Linked DNA regions of Mus musculus: region 1 is linked to region 2. The links are chromatin contacts, found by Hi-C or POLR2A ChIA-PET in ENCODE. All regions are on one chromosome and are shown on one strand. Each heading gives the region's core, a stretch centred on a gene start or an enhancer-like site at or near the end of the contact. The rest is flanking DNA. Distances are from core to core; before and after follow the strand shown. Region 1 holds the start of Slc30a9 (solute carrier family 30 (zinc transporter), member 9). Region 2 holds the start of Tmem33 (transmembrane protein 33).

Evidence for each region. A loop is a pair of places that touch in the nucleus more often than their neighbours do. ChIA-PET counts read pairs that join two places held with the same protein, here RNA polymerase II (POLR2A).
Region 1: a loop to region 2 is called in a map of gastrocnemius, with 6 times the contacts of the local background. The contact joins the promoter of Slc30a9 here to the promoter of Tmem33 in region 2. A Hi-C loop is called at or near these places in 12 of 37 maps with a recorded cell type or tissue (T-helper 1 cell, T-helper 17 cell, adrenal gland and 3 more). POLR2A ChIA-PET finds 5 or more read pairs at or near these places in 2 of 5 experiments (Patski and embryonic stem cell).

Annotation. Positions count from the first base shown.
Region 1 is chr5:67,305,595-67,308,294 of GRCm38, forward strand. Slc30a9 (solute carrier family 30 (zinc transporter), member 9) reads left to right here and starts at 1,361. Exons shown (of 18, transcript NM_178651.4): 1 at 1,361-1,603. The coding sequence starts at 1,501. RefSeq lists a cis regulatory region at 1,009-1,732.
Region 2 is chr5:67,259,225-67,262,195 of GRCm38, forward strand. It overlaps Tmem33 (transmembrane protein 33), which reads left to right and starts at 1,341. Exons shown (of 8, transcript NM_028975.4): 1 at 1,341-1,582; 2 at 1,740-1,809. The coding sequence starts at 1,765.

The sequences.
Region 1 (2,700 bases), core at 111-2,610, 46 kb after region 2:
CAGAGCATGAGTGTTATAACTTTTTAGCTTATTAGAAGCATTCTTCACTGTCAGCCACAAAAACCACAGTGAGCTCATATGTAGGTGCAGGAAGGGCTGTCCGGTGGTCAGCTCTAACTCAAGCCGTTTTACACAGAACAGTTCGTGTTGACCTTTGATTTGATGGAATTTCTTAAGATTAGCAAACCTCATACATAACATTCAGAACATACAGGACAAAACCATGGTTATGTGGTCAGCATGTTCTTGAGCCAAGTCACTTCTTGGTCAGTGAGTGGCAGGCATGTTAGAGTAGTAATATAACTGGCAAGCATGGAACAAAATGGCTACAGTTATGGGGGAAGGGGTGTCAGACCATAATATATTTATCCAAATAGCTGCAATAGCCTTTTACTAGAGACCACAACCTTGTTAGCCATGGGCTTTTGACCTGCTTAACCTTACCAGAGGTGGATTCCCTCCTGTGAAGGGAGCCTCAAGTCCACTCAAAGTGGTGGGTTTCCTCCCCATTTACTGATTTGCACTCATTTTCTTTATTTTTTTATTAGATATTTTCTTTATATACATTTCAAATGATATCCCGAAAGTTCCCTATACCTTCCCTCGGCCCTGTGCACTCATTTTCCATTTAAAATTTTATTTTACAGTACTTTCACTAAGCGATTTAAATTAATCTTTAAAACAACTGGACATGCATCCCATTCTATTTATCTGGCCAGACAGGTATTGACTTAGCCCCTGGAATATAGTAGTATACGTATACTGCACAGGATCCAGTGTCCATATAGCTATTCTCTATTCCGGGGGGACAATAATTTCAGTAGTGGTATTTTGAAGAAAAGTGTACAGGGTAACTATTTAAAAATGAGAACCACGTTAATTATAATTAGGGTGGTGAAAGAAGGCTTAAGCTAAGAACTGAATGAACCTGACATGGTAATGGTTAAAACAGGCGAATGTGTTCAGGTTTCTTTCTCTCTGGGACCAGGCTGTTTGAAAAACTGCTCCATCTTCGCGTACACATAGTACCGCGACTTCAAATTTTATGCACGCCTCTAATTTTGTTATACTACGACCGAGAAGCGGAGGTTGAGTGATCAGCAAGGTGACCACGGTGTTGGACAGAGCGGTGCCGAGGGTTCAAAAGGAAAGGGGACAGAGGCTTAAACCCTGCCTTCTCCTCCTGCTTCCCACGCCCCGGCGGCGCTTCGTAAGACTGTCTCCCGGGACACGACACGGACTCACAAATGCCCAGCACAGTCGGCAGCGCACACCGTCCTGGCCCGGTGCTGGCCAGAAGCACCGCCCACCCCGCCCCCGCTGGCATATTCCGTCACTTCCGCTGTCGCGCCACACCCCCATGACTTCCGGGTCGCCGAGGCCGCCGGCCGCGGCGCACACATCCGTGCTCGCCGGGGTCCGGTCTATGGAGTCAGTTGGCGCGGCAGGCGGCTCGGAGGCAGGAGGTGGTGTCCGAGTGGGGGCCTCTGCCCCGCCAGGATGTTTCCGGGCTTGGCCGCCGCCGCCGCGGCGCACAGGTGCAGCTGGGCGGCGCTGTGCAGGCTCGGTGGCGGCCGGGCAGCGACCCGCGGCCGCAGCCAGGGTGAGTGACGGACCGGTGGAGGCCGCGCCTGGCCTCGGCAGTTGGCCCGCCCGCTTGCCCTTCTCCAACCCAGACAGAGCCTGCCGGTCTCGCAAGGTCCTCACAGGTGTCCCCGCGAGCCGCGGCTACCGGGGAGCGGCCAACCCGCGTAGGGACACCCTGAGGCGGACCTCCAGACCCGGAGGTCTTAGGGCACATCGCGGTGACCCAGGGTGACCCAAACAGGCCGTGGGAAATGGCGGATTCCACCAGCTTGGAGGGTCCCCTTGGGCCGCCGCCGCAGTTCTGTTGCTGCTTAGGTTGAGTGAGGTACTCCTGCGCTACACTTTTTCTTAGTGCCATCCCGTTTTCTTAAATCTCCCTAAATCAAAGTGGATGTCACATACGGATCTTAAGGTGAGGGCTTCTCACAGTTATCGAATGGGCATAGTCTGGGGGACAGGAAACCCACCGAAGTTTGCGGTTATATCGAACAATCCTTTTGGTGACAAAAGTGTCTCCTGAAACTGTACATAAATAACCCTGGGCGCAGGGTGGGATTGAGAGTTTTCATCTTCGTCAGCATTGCTTTCTCAGTCAGATTCAAGTTATTGGAGAGTTTCTAAAGTAGCATCAAACGTGTAAGTCCTGTTTCTGTTCACCTCCCTTGTTCCCGTAGCTTGACACGGAGGACTGCTAGCAGAGCCCAGGAGAGGACAGGACCAAATCCACCGCTAACCCGAGCCCCTCAGGTTCTTGGGATTTGCAAAGAGTGGTTACAGAAACGTTTCTCAAACATTCACAGTCACCCTTCAAAAACTTGGATCGGAAGGCAAAAGCTGCAGCCATTCAGGTTTTTTGATAAAAGCGGTCACACACTCCTGTGCTGGGCAGATAAAGTAGAATATATTCATACCGTATTAAAAGCTGGTTTCTAAGGTTGCAAAAGAATTGATTGCAATACACTGTTTTAGTTTGTTGTTAATGACAGAATACTGTAGCTAGTTTTCCCATGGTGGCGGTATGCCACTTATGAACAGAATGGGCCCTCTGTTTAAAACTCCAAATAAACTTCAACATATTACACAGAAATATATATACATATAGTGGCTGTTAAA
Region 2 (2,971 bases), core at 91-2,590:
ATGTGTGCATGTACACACACACACACATACACACACACACAAACACACACACTACCCATACATGGTGGGAGAGCCAGATTAAACAAATAATCAAAAAGAAATATTAGACAATGATAAATATTCTAAAATAGGGGACAAATTATACTCCAGCAATGCAGAGAAGATAATGTGTTAGCTGAGCTTGGGTGATAGGGAATCTAGACTGGAGATTGTGGGGACCTGAATGTGGACATTGGCCTTAGAAGAAAAGTTTACAACATTCTACCGAGCATCCTTTGACTCCTAGACAGCAGCTGACTGGCGCCTAGGCTGCCATGAATCATAAAGGCAATTGTACTTCTGAGAGAGTAGGAGCTTAGAGATACTCGGTTCCTAAGTTGGAGTATAGATCTGTAGTCAGCTTCCTGTCCTCCACCTCTCTCTTCTGTTCTTCTTTTTCATTTTTCTCTATGCCTCTTCTCCGGGTCTCTGCAGACGACACCCCCACCCCTGCATACCTTTTATCTAGCCAGACATGAAATTATGGAAGCCACATTCAAGTCTTCTTTCCTGTTCTTTTCTCCCACACCATCACACAATTCAGGATTTCATTGCTCTCCCTAGTTGTGTGCAATGGCCTCCCTATGATCTTTCTAATATAGATGATGTCACACTTCTGCTTAAAGTTGTAGCTTGGCTCCCTAGATTGCAGAGTTAAGTTCAGAAGTTTTGGCATACATGCAGGCAGAACACTGTATACATAATAAGTCTTTAAAAATATTTTTAATTAAAATATAACTTCATCATTTCTCCCCTTTCCTTCCAACCCCTCCCGTGCCCTCATGTAATGTTTTTCTTGCCACACACCCTGCCTCTCAGCAGTTCAAATCTTTCACCCCCCCCCAGACCCATTCATTCAGTTCACACCGAACTGTCCTGATTCATTCTGTTACTTTACCTGCTCTGTTCTCTTATTTGGAACCTCCTTCCCTTTTCATATACAATTTTTCCTTTCCCTTCAAGATTTATGGCCAGAATTACTTTTCCAGAAACCCCTGATTAACTCAGCTTGTGGTCGTTTTTGCTCTATTGTCTCTGAGAAGGTCAGTGTTATGTTCTTTTTTTTTTTTTTTCCTCCAAGCGTCTGTCACATAGCCGGTTTCACTAGTGCTTGAAATAAGAAAACTAAATCACAGGGTTTGGTGAATCGCTATCTGGAGAGATCATAGATATTTCTGAAGCTTCTGTATATGGAAGTAGAGAGATTTTTGAGGTTCGGAAGCCAGCGAGGAAAATCGCCTGAGTGCCGGTTAAGACGAAAGTTGCCTCGGTGGTTTTACTTAACATTTCCGTGCCAATTGGCTCGTAGGGAAGGTGGAACCAAAACAAGGAGAAAAACTGCATTTCCCGTCATGCCTCCGGAAACCACGCCCGGTGACTCTCAACGTCCCGCCTGACTCACGTGGAAACGAAAGGATCACTTCCGGTTTTGCAACCCCGGGAACCGGCGGCGTCGATCGGCCCTTTAAGGCCTTTCTCCGAAGCTCCGCCTTCGCTTGGGTCTTTCTAGAAAGGCAGCTTCGGTCTGGACCGAGCGGGGCAGGTATTACCGGGCCGCCATAGGGGGACTTCTGCGGCTGTGTGCTGCACGCGTCCGGGAGGGCCCGTTCCTCCGGGGGTTTGGGGTTCCTGCCGGCTCTGAAAGCAGGTCGGAGGGTCGTCGCCCCGCACTGACGTTTTGCTCTTCTTTGCTGTTGCAGCGTCCCGGGCTCCCGAGTGTCTCCCATGGCGGATACGACCCCGAACGGCCCCCAAGGGGCGGGCGCTGTGGTAAGTGAGCGGCCTGGTCGCCCGGCTCCATCAGCCGGAGTTGGCGAGGAGCAGGAAGTGTTTGAGAGGGCTAGAGGGTTCTAGAAGCCGCTGCCTGCCGGACTGGGGTTAGGGAGGAGCCGAGTGGCGGCCAGAGGAGCTCCAAGTTTGTTTCAAAGGCGACAACAGGCAGTTCTGGAGCAGGCGGCTGTCACCTGTCAGCTAGGGATGTTGGCCTCCTTGCCCCTTCCCACACCGCGGTCTCCGATCGTCTTCGGCCCCCAAGGTGGAAAATACCATCTATTCAACCCACATGCCTCGTGGTGCGCGTCGTAGTATTGCCCTTTGTACCTACTTCAAGCCTTTTAAGAAATTTTGCAAAGGGGAGAGAGTGGTGTGTTTCTTTGATTAGTCGTTTACAAAGAGGAGGACTGCCCGTTTGTAAACTTTATAATTAAAAATGTTGATCTACAGGTCGACTCGAGGTAGTTTTTGTGTTTTTGCCCTTAAATTGAAGTTTTGATTTTTTTTTTTTTAAAAAGCTTTTTACAACACCCCTGTACTGTGTACACGCACTTAACTTTGCTGACCCATTTGGAGATTTTTGATAACCCAAAAATACTTAAGTATTATTTTCCACTTCATTACATTTGGGGAATTGAACATGGATGCATTTTAATCTACTTTGTAGTTCACGTGCAGATTTCCTTAACTGTCCATTGTCCCTTCCCCTCTTTGGGAAGCAGCCATTGTGTTTATTTGTTCTGCCTCTTTACTCCCAGTCAGTCCATGGAAATCCCTCTATTATCTCTGGGCTTTGAAGACACACCTAGTTTCAAAAGTCTAGACCTGTTTTACAGAAGGCTCTAGAAACTGAAATTACATTTTGATTATGCCCTTCTCAGGACACAAGAACCATTTTATGTTGATTCTTTGGGGAATTAGGTATGATCCTGAATCAACTGATTTGCCATTGTAAAAATAGATTTCACCCTTTGTAAGTAAGAAGTTGTCTGGCCTAATACTTTGAAACTGTGAATAATTTGTCCTCAAGTCTTCAGTCCCATGATCCATTAAAATATTTTGTTGTGGAACTATATATACCAGGCCGTTCACTCTACTTAAACCAGCCTCTTCAGCTCCTTGATTGTGTAATGGAGTGTACGTACGTGCAGAAGACCCA